Linked DNA regions of Homo sapiens: region 2 is linked to region 1. A link is a contact called in ENCODE Hi-C data. All regions are on one chromosome and are shown on one strand. The core of a region is the stretch at or near the end of the contact, and the rest is flanking DNA. Distances in the headings are between cores, read along the strand shown. Region 1 overlaps ZNF438 (zinc finger protein 438). Region 2 overlaps ARHGAP12 (Rho GTPase activating protein 12).

Evidence for each region. Hi-C counts contacts between places; a loop is a spot of excess contacts on that map. Pooled maps may share reads with other maps.
Region 2: a pooled map shows a loop between it and region 1 (3-fold over the local background). The contact joins two enhancer-like sites. A Hi-C loop is called at or near these places in 1 of 168 maps with a recorded cell type or tissue (heart right ventricle), 1 of 37 single-sample maps with no recorded cell type and 3 of 50 pooled maps.

Annotation. Positions count from the first base shown.
Region 1 is chr10:30,841,152-30,848,305 of GRCh38, reverse strand. ZNF438 (zinc finger protein 438) reads left to right here. Exons shown (of 7, transcript NM_001143768.2): 7 at 2,733-3,674. The coding sequence ends at 3,345. Among named protein-coding and RNA genes, the nearest start is that of LINC02644, 120 kb to the right of the region's middle. RefSeq lists an enhancer at 1,044-1,544. Within about 2 kb of position 5,258, at least 2 of the 41 ENCODE cell types and tissues checked have a DNase peak (open chromatin) inside an H3K27ac peak, as active enhancers do.
Region 2 is chr10:31,805,510-31,812,308 of GRCh38, reverse strand. ARHGAP12 (Rho GTPase activating protein 12) reads left to right here. Exons shown (of 20, transcript NM_018287.7): 16 at 1,562-1,660; 17 at 3,002-3,079; 18 at 3,181-3,315; 19 at 3,558-3,660; 20 at 4,477-6,799. The coding sequence ends at 4,651. Among named protein-coding and RNA genes, the nearest start is that of MACORIS, 100 kb to the right of the region's middle. Within about 2 kb of position 3,493, at least 16 of the 41 ENCODE cell types and tissues checked have a DNase peak (open chromatin) inside an H3K27ac peak, as active enhancers do.

The sequences.
Region 1 (7,154 bases), core at 4,009-6,508:
TATAGTTCCAGTGGTCTTTACAAGTAATTTCCCCCAAAATCACATCCACAGAATTTGCGTTATTTTAAACAGCATCATTTGCCCCAAAATGCGGCATGACCCATGGTTGGGGACTCAGAGTGGGTGGGTCTGTCATGTTGACCCTACCTTAAGGTGCCCAGACCCCACCCTCTTCATTTGCCCTGTTTTTCCCATCAGTTCGGGTTCACTCTTTCTGGTGTCATTCCTTTTTGCAAGCACTGCTTCCTGGTATTATTGCTATGGGATCCTTGGGGTGTCATTTCACCAGCCGGAAACCTCTGTGGCCAGTGGCGCCTTGGCCTGAGTTTTGCTCTGGCCCATTAGGCTCGTTCCACCCACTTGGAACCTAGCAGGCTGCACTCAGCTCATGCTACCGGCCTAGATCCCATGCCTGCCAAGGGCGAGCCAGGCACAGAGTGGTGAGGGATGTGTGAGTGAGCGTGGGGTCTGGCCACTGCGCATAGGCAGGCACGCCGGCTGCTGCTGCAGGCCAGGCAGCTCCAGGTGCCACCTCCTTGCAAGGCTGTGGCTGGACCAGGCACATCACAAGCAGCTTCCACGGTTGGCACCAGGAACATGATGTTGCCCAGAAGCTTGGAGACTAGGGAGTCACTGCCCTGGCTCAGGGGGCTCCCAGGACAGAGCTCCCCAAAGGGCCGCAGCTCTTCTCTTCACCTGCTGTGTGGCAAGCAAGAGGCGTGTTTCAGCCTGTTTGTGTTACAGCTCTCTTAGCCCCACCATTTGGCAGGTCTCAAGTTCTTGTCCTGCGTTCAGGAAGAATGAGGTACACAGAGAAGTAGAGGGTGAGCAAGATGAAGAGGAGCTTTATTGAGTGATAGAACAGCTCAGAGTTGAACTGCAGGGGGCAGTTCCTCTCTGCAGGCAGGTTTTCCCCGTCATCTCTTGTGCTCTCAGCAGAGAGGGTAGCTCCTCTCTGCCACTGGTCGTCCCATTGTCTCTTCAAGTCTGGCTAAGTCCGGGGCTTTTATGTGCCTCAGAGGAGAGGAAATGCGTGCAGTTGGTCCATGGGCAGTCATGGACAGACCCAGAAAAGCACCACAAGTTCCCACTCCAGTCCACATGACTGGCAACCTGGCCCCCAGGCTTCAGGGCTTCTCTGGCTTGAAGGTGGGGCTTCACCGGGGACCTCCCCTTTTCTGCCCAGGAGCTTCTTTGCTCCCTGCTTCTGTTTATGGCACCCAGGCTGTTCATGCTGAGGGGGCACCTGCAGGCTGGCACCGAGCTGTCCTGAGCACCCCTTCCTCAGCCTCCCTTCCATGCTTATTGGCACCCAAAGTCTGGAGCAGGCCAATGGGGTAGGAGGTGGGCATATCAGCACTGCCTCAAGCGTGTGCACACCCAACCAGGTTACAGCAGAGCCCAGGCTCAGCCCCAGCCTTGCTTTGAGATTGGAGCAGGTGCTGACAGCAGGGAGAAGCCAGGCAGCAGGAGCAGGTGCTTCTTGAGCCCGTGGGGGGAAAGGGGCCTTCCTGGACCCCTGAGAGTGCAGAGATGCCTGGATCTGCAGCCACAGCAGGGTAGCTACAGTGATGCCTGGGAGGGCAGGAGCGCTCCTGCCTGCTCCCAGCTTCCAAGAGCACAGGGGTGCCTGGGTCACAGCTGCAGCTTGGGCAGCTGCAGGCAGTTGTGCCTGGTAAGCTCCCACACCGTCAACTTGGAAAGGGCAGGGCTCGTGCTTGTCCCCAGCTCCCACTGGCTCCATGAAGTGTGGCACCACCCCTGGCCCAGCTCTGCCTCAGGGCCCCTCTCTACCCACTCCTGCATGCCCTAGTGTGCTGTTTTCCCCTGCCAGCAGGTGACTCAGCCTGGCCCCATCGCAGTGGCTCTCATGGCGGCAGGTTTCAGGGACTGCCCACCTCCTCTCCATGTTTTCCCAGCAGCAACAGCAGGCAAGGTGCAGGTGGTGCAGTGGCCCTGGCCAACCCTGCACAAATGAACCTGACACTCTCAGGACTAGCCCCACAAGTCCCGGCTGCACCTTCAGCTGGGTGCTCACTGGCTCCTTTCTGAATATGAAATCTTCTCCTCTTCCCCAAATGAAAACAGACGCTCTTGCCAAATGTAGTTTGGACATTGTACCTAAAAATCAAAATCTAACTCTAGGAAAAGAAGGAAGAAGTGAGGTTTCATGGTTCATTAGTGAAAGGCACAGAGGTCTTAAAGGGGACAGAAATGTCTAAGAAAAAGGAGAAACTCTAGAAAAGCAAGGAAGAAATAGGGTAGGCACCCTTTATTTTTACTGAACATGACAGAGTGAGCCAAAATTGAATAGAAGGTATTGGTGCTCAAGGTTAGGGAGAGCCACAGTGGGTAGGGTGGGACCGTTACCTTCAACAGAACCGAGGGTGTTCCCGTGCCCTTCACGCGCTCTTACGTGACTCTTCCACGTGATTGCTCCTGTCCCTGTGGTAACCAAAGACGAGTTAGCTCGCCTGGGACAGATGCGTGAAGAGGACTGTTGACTAAATGAACCCTGGTAGCTGGAGAAATGTGTGGCCACAAGCAGGAGTGACAATTAGTATTCACCACGGTCCTTGCAGAAGGTCTTCCCAGGTGCTCTCTGTTTACCCCAGCCCTTGTCTTTCTCGTCAGTGTTATGTTTTAGATCCCTGAAGGCTGACAGCTGAGAGGAAAGATTCCAATTGCATTTTTCCATGAAATCTTATCTTCATTATTATTGGCCTTTTCAGGGAAAACAAGTCCAACCTGGAAGAAGACTTCCTTCTAAACCAGGCAGACGAAGTCAAATTACAAATCAAATGTGGTCGTTGTCAGATTACTGCTCAGTCTTTTGCGGAAATAAAATTTCATTTACTTGATGTTCATGGAGAGGAAATTGAGGGCAGGCTACAAGAAGGGACCTTCCCAGGAAGCAAGGGGACTCAGGAAGAGTTGGTGCAGCACGCTAGCCCCGACTGGAAAAGGCATCCTGAGAGAGGGAAGCCGGAGAAGGTTCATTCCTCCTCCGAGGAATCACATGCATGTCCAAGACTGAAAAGGCAGCTCCACCTTCATCAGAATGGCGTGGAAATGCTCATGGAAAATGAAGGACCCCAGTCAGGAACCAACAAGCCAAGGGAAACCTGCCAGGGCCCTGAGTGTCCTGGCCTCCACACGTTTCTCTTGTGGTCCCATTCAGGCTTTAACTGCCTGCTTTGTGCAGAGATGCTGGGACGGAAAGAGGACCTCCTCCACCACTGGAAGCACCAGCATAACTGTGAGGACCCTTCCAAACTGTGGGCTATTTTAAATACGGTCTCCAACCAGGGAGTGATCGAACTTTCCAGTGAAGCTGAGAAATGAGACCCCAAGGCAGCCTGGGGTTAAGGAGAGAGCTCTGCCGCCACCTTCCTTCAGAGCTTCGTGCTTTATGGTGGTGCTTAGTCACAAAGATCAAACAACAGGATTGGTGTGAGTGAACAGAAATGATTTTTGTACATGGTTTTATTTTCTTAACGAAATAAAATATAAGCTCTCGAAGCATATTTTTCTAACTATATGCAGTCTTATTTTAAAATACGTACTGATTCTTAATATCTTAGACTTTCAGAATAAATAAAAAGATCAAAATTTGAAGATTGAAATTTAGCAGAATATAGGCTGTTCTTCAAATACAGCTCTCAGTGAAAACATGCATGTGTCCTTCCTTTTGTTCAGATGTTTTCTGCTTATATAGATTGACAAATGTCAAAAATGTCCAGGCAGCAAAACCCTTTTAATCTCAACCATAGTATCAAGTTAGATGGTAAATGCTGATATTTATTAAATTCTCTGGTTTATTTGAATATGATATAGAGCAGTATTTTAATAAGATTGTCATCTACAATAATTTAAAATCCATGTTTTCAGGACTCAGATTTTTGTTTCTTGTAATTTTGCTATTTTCTTAAATGCACATTTCATTGAAGATTAGTTGTTGGCAAGTCTTATAGCTGTAGTGTTCCATATCAAAATAATTTTTTAAAAAATTTAGTACTTCAGCTAATAAAAAGTCTACTTGCTTGGTAAAAAGTTATTTTCAAGTAGTCTTTGGGACCAGAAAATTTACAACCTGGAAAATGAACTAGATAGTTCAGTCCAGATGTGTAGGGGTCTCAACTGCTTTCCCTCACTCCCAAGTAACTTCAGAGGGTTGTCGCTAGCTGATCAATTTTAGATGGAACTGTACTTTTCAAGCCCAGTTCTCTTTGAAAGTCAGAAGTAAATGATTGCCTCTTAAATTCCTGGGAAATTACCTCGAATCAGTAAAGTTGTCATTTGAAGCTTCTGGCCATCCTGGCTGCAAAATCATTTTCTTAGAAAAGTGGAGTTTCAGCACTCATCCTACTGATAATCTCAGTCTTGGATGAAAGCACCATACGTGTGGCCAGCCCTGTTTGCTGAAACTCAGCCCAGGTATGGTCATAATATTTTGTGCTCAAGGAAGTTACCTAAACAGAGAAAGAACTAAATTCTAATTGATAAGCTGATGGATCTTACATCTTTTTTTAATGTCTGATTTTAAAAGCCAGTGTTTGTAGACATGATTTGCCTCAAATAGTACAAGAGAAAACTTAATCTTTGTCTTTTTGCAAATAGTTTTGTAAATTTGGGAATAAGAGAGTAGGGATAGAAATATCTGAAAGATTGTGTTGTGGTTTGTCTGTTGATCACGCTTTACCCAGTTTCAAATAGGGAATATCAGACCTCCACTGTTTGATAGTTTTAGAACTTCTTGGTTAATAATGAAGTCGCTTTACCATTCAAACCAGTTCCCAGTTTGTTTTTTGAAATATTGGTCTCAAAGACATTACCAAATGACTTCTACAAAGAATACTACTTGAATTCAAACCATGAAACTTGAATTCAAACTATGAAATAATTCATAGACTGCTCAATCCTCAGATGCTAAGTCGTATTTTAGAAACACTGGCCGGTTGGCCAAAGCAGAGTGGAGTGTGTGGAGACAAAGGTGTGGGACAGAATACACCCACCCAGCACTCGGGGAAAGTCTCAAGTCCCCTAGATTGTGCAGGAGCCCACCTGTGGCCTTTATTTCCCCACATATTCTTACAGCAAGGCCATAGGCAGTCTCCAGAAAGGAGTACAGTGAGGAATGGGGAAAAGAGCAAAGGTATGGAGAAGATATGATTGGCTCATGATTCAGCACTCTGGCTGGATCCCCATTTCAGAGCAGCTGCATTTCCGAGCATTTCAGAGCAGCAGCTCCAATGTACTAACTAAATTTAGATGACTCAACAGAGCACTGATCCATAGGGAGAGGGAGGGCGCAGGTGGGGAGCCATGAAAAAGTGACACTCATCTTTAAGAAAATTCTTTTTGTTTTTTTGGAGTGCTGCTCAGGCTGGAGTGCAGTGGCACGATCTCGGCTCACTGCAAGCTCCACCTGCCGGGTTCACGCCATTCTCCTGCCTCAGCCTCCCGAGTAGCTGGGACTACAGGCACCCGCCACCATGCCCGGCTAATTTCCTTTTTGTGTGTGTGTGTGTGTGTATTTTTAGTAGAGACGGGGTTTCACCATGTTATCCAGGATGGTCTCGATCTCCTGACCTCGTGATCTGCCCGTCTCGGCCTCCCAAAGTGCTGGGATTACAGGCGTGAGCCACTGCACCCAGCCGAAAATTCTTTTTTTAAGATAAGGAAGGTTAGTGGGGCATAGGACCCTCCCCGGATGTCAGTGTGTATGGGTTCATTTGTGGTACAGTGTTACAGTTCTCAGCTTTTGAAAACTCCCCTGCCTTACAATGCAGACAGCCCCAGTGCCACCCAAAATAAGGAGTTTCTGGCCCTTACTGGTAGTGCTTCATTGAGAATGGTGGGAAGAGGGCCTCCTACTGGGGAGGCAGGAAGATGAGAGAGAGTATTTAGCTAAAGTTACTTTGGGAACAGCTCAGAGCCTTTCTTGGGTGTGGAGATGTTACTGGAACAGTCCCAACCTGTATACTTAGGCCAGAGGTGGTGTGGTGTGCAACAAAGTGCTCCAATACTTACTGTGTGTGGCCTCGAGAGAGTGTCCCCTCTTAGGCTCCATTCTCTCCTCTGTGAAATGGGGGTGACAATCCTATGTCAAGGCACTGTTGTGAAGAGTAAAAGAGACACACACGAAATGCCTGGCACCTGTGGGCCATGTGATAACTGGTGGCTGGTATTTATTAGGCTTTTGGCCAGACTTGGGAGAAGAGGTATTTTGTACCATATAAAAGATTGTAAAAAGCTTGAGTAGACAGATCTTAAGTGCCGAATTCAAGGATGGAAACTACTAGGAACCACAGAAGTTGGCATTTTTGCAGGAAATGCATTTTATTTTTATTTTATATATTTTTTTCGAGTTGGAGTCTTGCTCTGTCATCCAGGCTGGAGTGCAGTGGCATGATCTTGGCTCACTGCAACCTCCGCTTCCCGGGTTCAAGCAATTCTCCTGCCTCAGCCTCCCGAGCAGCTGGGATTACAGGCATGCGCCACCACACCTGGCTATTTTTTTTTTTTTTTTTTTTTTAGTAGAGATGGGGTTTCACCATGTTGGGCAGGCTGGTCTCGAACTCCTGACCTCATGATCTTCCTGTCTTGGCCTTCCAAAGTGCTGGGATTACAGGCGTGAGGCACCGCACCTGGCCATGAAATGCATTTTAATTTTTAAATAAAAACTAGGGTTTGGATTGCATGGAGGTTTGGTAAGTGTCTATTCAATCAGAATAGAAAGCAACATTCACTAAATTATTTCCATGCCAGGTTTCACTTTGGGGCCTGTATTCCTTAGGTCTCAGCCCATGCAGCACCTCATTCCTGCGGTTGTCCCTCTGCCCTTCCCTTGCCCCTGTTATAGCTGTCATCATAGCACCCACCTTGCTGTCCAGAAGCTGAGGGTGGACTTGTCCATCTCTCACACTAGATAATGAGCCTCATGAGGGCAGGAACTGTGCCTGTGAACAGAGGTTCAGCACAGAGCCCTAGGGTCCAGTGGCTGACATGGAATAGTGCACAGCAGATGTTTGTTGAAAAAAAAAAAAAAAGGATACATCAGCTAAATAAAAGCAAAGTTAACACTTTTTATGAATAAACCAGCCTTAGAAGAAACCAAACTTGTAGCTAGAAAGGCATGGAGGCAAACTTGG
Region 2 (6,799 bases), core at 2,244-4,743, 970 kb before region 1:
AACTGAAAAATTAGCATAAGGTGTTTTTTTCTAACTAATTTATTTGCCTGTTATTTCATTTATAAGCACTATAATGGACTAACAATCTTTTTTTTATAGGAAAATATTCTTTAAAAAAATCACATTACTTGTGTATGTAGTTCTTACGAGCGTGTTTAATTCCAAAGGTAAAATTTTCTAATACCTGACTTAAAACAATGGCATTTATTTGTAAATAAAAATAAAAGTAAAGATAATATAGTCTATAATGTATATCTCTGTCTCTGATTATTATGAAATTTCTAACAAAGACCATCTATTTGTGAAGCATCTGCATTAAAACACGCAAGCCAGTTTTATTAAGAAGGTATTTAAGGCCAGGTGCAGTGGCTCACATCTGTAAACCCCCCACTTTGGGAGGCAGGAGGATTGCTTGAGTCCAGAAACTCAAGACCAGATTGGGTAACATAGAGAGACCCTCTCTCTACAAAGAATTAGTTGGGTGTGGTGGCACACACCTGTAGTCCTAGCTACTTAGGAGGCTGAGTGGGAGGATCGATTGAACACAGGAATTAGAGGCTGCAGTGCAGCTATGATTGCACCACTGTCCTCCAGCCTGGGTGACAGAGAAAGACTGTCTTAAAAAAAATAAAATAAAATAAAAAAGGTATTTAAGACTTCTAGGAAGAGACTAGCTGATTAATTCAAATTAGGTACTCTCCAATAAAGCATTTGAATTTGTATGATGAGTTCAGAGTCTTTAAAAACTTAAAAAAAAAAAAAAAAAGCCTGGCAAATAAGTGAATAGAAACTGTTGCTAATTTGTTCACCAGGCCTTTTCCCTGAGAAATATAAACTGTTGTCACTTTATGTCCTTATTCATCACTTCAAATTGTTTGTTTTCCTGAACATTTACCACTAATATGGAATTTCAAAACTGTTGGGTTGAAAGATCAATAGAAGAGTATTTGAAATGTATTTTGTGAAATCAAATGTTGGTACGTGATGGACGGACATATGCTTATTTTAATAGTTTTTAAAATAATCAAGTATTTACTAAGTGCCAGGCACAAGCCTAGGTGCTATGAATACCTGTTGGTGTTCAGGAACTACATGGTCCTTGGTCCTCTCCCTCATGAAACTTATACTCAAGTAGGAAGTAGACAAGATAATGTGAAATAGTAACAAATGCTGTGAATCTAACACAGTAATAAAATAGAATGTGTCTAGAACTGGGTTCTCTTAGGTAAGGATGGTCAGAGGGGTTATTAAAGTAGGTGACATTTTAGCTGAGACCAGGAGTGATAAGAAGGAGCCAAATTGGGTAGAAAATTGCTTTCTGCAAAAGCAGTAGAAAGTACAAAGAATTTTCAGGCAAGAGTGAGTAAGGGTTTGTATGAGTTTGGAAACGAATTGTTTGAAGTGAAAAGAAGTAGGCAAGATGCATATTGCATAAGGCATAGGGCCATGTTAAACAATATTTGGTTACGCTGGATGTTTCTGTTGCACTCTGAATGGTTAGCCATTTCATGAACTGAATTTCAGCAAGGTGATTGACTTTTTAAAAATAAATCTTTTTCAGATCAGGTATTTGGATCCAATCTCGCTAATCTGTGTCAGAGAGAGAATGGCACAGTACCAAAGTTTGTGAAGTTATGTATTGAACATGTTGAAGAACATGGTAAGAGAAGGATTTTGATTTTTTTTTTTAACATTAAGCAAACCAGCTTCTTGTTTTGCCATCAAAATTCCTAGAATTTTTATGATTTTGAGTGATGCAAACAGAAGTTCCTTATAGTCCTAAGATGTTAAGAAAATAATTTTGTTTACAAATACTTACATGTTTACACCTGTTTCAAATTAAGATCTCTCCAGGCATCTGCTGAATGTTTGGTACTCACAGTTAATTAAGTATATGCTATTCTTTGATGCCATTTCATTTAAGCATTTGCTTAAAATGAAGAAGGTAGTGATTGTGAAATTGAGCTTGTTTTTAAGAAATAATTTGACAATGTATAAGATCCGAGGAGATTGTGTTTACTTACTAAGTTTCTTCTGTCCTAAAAATCAGATGACATTTTAAATGGTTAAGTCAACCACAAATGTCTCACGAGATAAAAATTTTTATGTCATTTTCTGTAAAATAGGACAAACTAATTTCTATTGTGATTAATTTAAACATAGCTATAATATTTATACTAGTTTTATATACATTAGTATATTGTAATCACATTAACTTATCTCTGTATATCATGAAAGAGATTTTGTACAATTAAAACACATAATTCAATTTGTAATTTCTGCCAGTTACAGATCTCTTGTCCCACTGACTCTTCTTGTCAACATGGCAATAGGGATACTACACTATTGTCTTAATTTGAAGCTAAATGAATAGTACATTCAATAATGTGCTTTAGTAAATTTGTACATTATTATCATTTAATGAATACCTGAAATTTCGGGGCTTAATTGTATGAATTTCAGATGATTCTGTTTCACATATAAAAGAAAATAATAAATTATAGCAAATTATGTATTGTTTTTATAGAACCATTAATTTAGTGGTTATATTAAGTTTACTTATTACAAACACTTAATATGACAGATGCCTTCAATAAAGTTTTTACAATATGTGCATTTACATTATAAAATGGTATGCAAAATATGCATGGGCTGATTTTACCTGCTGACTTCCTTTAATTTTGAATTATCCCCAGATGTTTTCAGAAATTTGAAATTGTTAGTGTTTTAAGATTAATGAAACCATTTCCTTGAGCTGATTCACAGTCTATATGATGAGCAGAGTAGAATTACTGCTGTTTATTAAACAGAATTCAGAGCGAATCTCCATCTCTCTCCCCTGCCAAGCATCTACCAGAAGCCATTTAGAGAAAAAGAATATTTGCCCATTTGATTTTAGGCTAATGCAAATGAGTGGGAATTCTGACACATGCAAACGTGTTCAGAAGAGGCAAAGAAGTACTTTAAACACACACACACACAAATTATTATTGTCTCTTAGGTTTGGATATTGATGGGATATACAGAGTAAGTGGCAACCTCGCAGTGATCCAGAAACTAAGGTTTGCAGTCAATCATGGTAAGATTATATTTACTGTTGTTATTCAGATGCATCACTCATAACTTTTTGAACTGGCTTAAAGTAATTTTTTAAAATGTCCAATTCCTGCTGTTTTTCAGATGAGAAATTGGACTTGAATGACAGTAAATGGGAAGATATTCATGTCATTACTGGAGCCCTCAAAATGTTTTTTCGAGAATTACCAGAACCTCTTTTTACATTTAATCATTTTAATGATTTTGTTAATGCAATTAGTAAGTATGTAATTCTACTCAGTTTTTTCTAGATATTGAAAATTCTTTGCACAGATTAAGCCACCCAATTTTTTTTATCTTACTTTAAGCAAGTATTTTCAACAGATTGTTTTACTCCAAACATTTTAAATGTGACCACCAGATGTCACTGTGTATTACCAAATATCAGCTTCCAAACTGTGACATTGCTTTCAGTTTCATAAGAATTTGCTGTAAAATATCTGGTTATTATCTTTTTTCAGAGCAAGAACCAAGACAGCGAGTCGCTGCTGTTAAGGACCTAATCAGACAGTTGCCAAAGCCAAACCAAGACACAATGCAGATTCTTTTCCGACATCTCAGAAGGTAGGAGGACTGCCCAGTCATGGGATGTGGTATAGCACAAGGGGAAGCGGGAAGGCCTGTGGGGCCAGGGTCACTCAGACTCAGATTTGGATCCCAGCTATGCTACTTGCTGTCTTTGTAACTTGAAAAAGTTACTCAACTCCTTTTAGTATCAGTCTGTCATGGGTAAATGATTTGCTATGAAGAATACAGTAAAGTAGGTATTATATGTGAAGTATTTATGTAATGCTTAGCACATAGTAGGTGTTCAGAAATTGTTGCTAAGGTTAATATGAAGATGAGATTGGATATTAATTGAGGTGTATTAAGTTACCGTCATGGTTCTAGGTTACTACATAGCCACTTTAATAACCAAGTTCTTTCATCTGATAGAAAGTACACTAGAATACTAAAACAAAAAATCCCAGCTAGAGAGAGTTTTTTTTTTTTAAAGAAATTACATAAAATGAGTAAAATGGAAAGTTTAATCTCCACACCCTAATGAGATTTTTTTCCCATCAACTTAATGGAGCAGTCACTGTTACCTGAATTGTAACTCATACTTAAATGTTCTATTTTAAAAACTAAGCTAAAATATCACACATTTTAAGTTTGTTAGAGTATGCTTAATTGTATCTTTCAGCTGTGTTTATCAAAAAGAAAGCTTCACATGGCATTTAGACAGAATTCTACTTGGTTAAATAGTTTATGCATCACCTTAGGAAAATAAGTATTACTTCTCTTTTTAAAATGCAAACTGTTAGGTTTATAATACCATTTGAAGAATTTTCCCTCTCTCTTATTTTCTCTTTTAACAACTTCTTTTTTTCCCTTCAGAGTTATAGAAAATGGAGAGAAAAATCGAATGACCTATCAGAGTATAGCAATTGTTTTTGGTCCCACTCTATTAAAACCAGAAAAAGAGACTGGTAATATAGCAGTTCATACTGTGTACCAGAATCAGATTGTAGAATTAATTCTTCTGGAACTGAGTTCCATCTTCGGACGTTGATTCTTACTGAAGACAACCTGTGGAATAGAAGCTGGATTCCATCAGATTTCAAATGTTTATACACAATGTATTTTATTTTTTGGACCAAGCAGTGACTCTTTGATTTTGCACTTTTTTTTTGAGGGATCAGAAGGGAAGGGGAGAGTCGAGATGTGTGTTAGGCCCTCATATTTGCTGCTTTGTTGCAAGTTGATATAACTGCGTGTAATTATGAATTCATTTTATCCTGAATGTTTGCATTTCATACTCTGAATTTCAGTAAAAATCAAAACTTAAAATTCTAACCAGTCATATACACTGGATAATTTGGTAAGAAAACTGTATTTTTTTTCCCTGAAATTGGATAATGTACTTTCTTCTCAAGATTCATGACTTGATAGAACAATACTTTCAGTTATGTTGCAAAGGCTCTTGGGCATTTTAAACAAAATGAAGTATATCCATTTTGAAACCTGTGTATTTCTTTTTCGGGGTTTCTGCATGCAGTGGCAGTCTTAAGTGCCAAAATTCATTATAACCCCAAAATAACCCCTTGATGAAGGCTTGCTGTCTTTTACTGTGTTACACAGCATCCTTACTGGATATCTTAGTTGCTTGTTTGGGCAGCACACTAATATTACTTAAAACACTGTGATATACTGGAGTTTTAGTTAGCGGAAGTCAGTTCAGGGCATTTTAGGGCTGTCTTGCTATACTGAATTGTAGCTAACAATCCTAATTATATCTAGTACCATACTGAGTTATTGGTATGACCCTGTGGAAACACACATTATTTTATGTAAATATAGGCTAAAGACTTAATGTCCTTTAGCTTGTGTATATAATTGTGTTGTATAGTCTCAGAGTACATTCTAACCCTACATTTCTAATCATTGTTATTGGTAATCTTTTCTGTGAATATTAGGTTTCCTCCAGAAATAGTCCGTTATTTGGGAAAGTTAACTGTGTGCACTTTTAGATATTAACTACATTTACAGGCAAATCACTGTAATGAGAATGGTACTGGAAAAATACTGAATAGACTTGCTAAATGGCACATGCACTACAAGAGGAACCTTTTGGGTTATTTAATATGTACAGAAAACATTAGAAAAAATTTATTACAGAATTCTAATTCCAGTATGAATAGTGGAAACCCATCTGTAAATTAGATGGATGTTGGATGGAAAATGACATTGCTAAATTTGAGAATTTCTTTTTACCTACTAATGTAGATTGCTTTGTATAATAAAACACAGGGTTTGGAAGGTTTTGTTACAGGGAGCATGGTCTGTTGAAGATTTTTAAAATGTATTTTTCTAGATTAACTTCTGTACATGAAATGTCTAATAAAACTATAAGAGGTTTAGAGATTTTTCCATTGGAAATGTGCATTTTGGTTTCTAATTTTTTTGTTTTTTCATTTACTGGCATACTGTTATACCTCATTTTTAAAAATCAACTGAATCCAATATTTCCTGTGGCAAATAACACTTTCCTCATTTCATACCTTTTCTCCTCTCTTCCATGCCAACATTTCTCCACCCACAACGTACACTTTTTATTTCTCCATCAATATTTGAAAGCGAGTGATTTGTGACCAGGATTTTTTTTTCTTAGGGTTGCATTTATAATTTACAGATTGCCTTCCTTGGGAACAAGTATTTTTTTGTATGATCTGTCTAAAAACCTCTCACCTGAATTTTGTGGTAGAAAGTCTGTATTTGTTGTTGTGAGCGTGTTAAATTGATAACAAACCAAACTACTTGATAGCTAAAGCAGATTGTTTCGGGTGGGGAGAAAAAGCCCTAAATCAGAATGTTTATATTTGCCTAAAGATGTCCTTAATAATACAATATGCTTTAGATCTTGCTTATTTAGTGATTGTATACCAGGAAAACAATTAGACTCAAATCAGTGATGTTCTTGTTCTTGGTGTTCATGAACATATATCAAAGATTAAAATTGTCCTGTGTTTCTTGTTTCAAGGTACGTGTGTGTGTGTGTGTGTGTGTGTGTGTGTGTGTGTGAAGTCTTAAATGTTTTATTAGTCTACAGCTAATCAGTTTATTGTAATATTGTATGTACAGTGAGATTAATGTCTTGCGTTTTCATCCTTTGTGAATTAAAAATTCTCACTTGTTTTGTAATAACAAAGCTAGTAATATT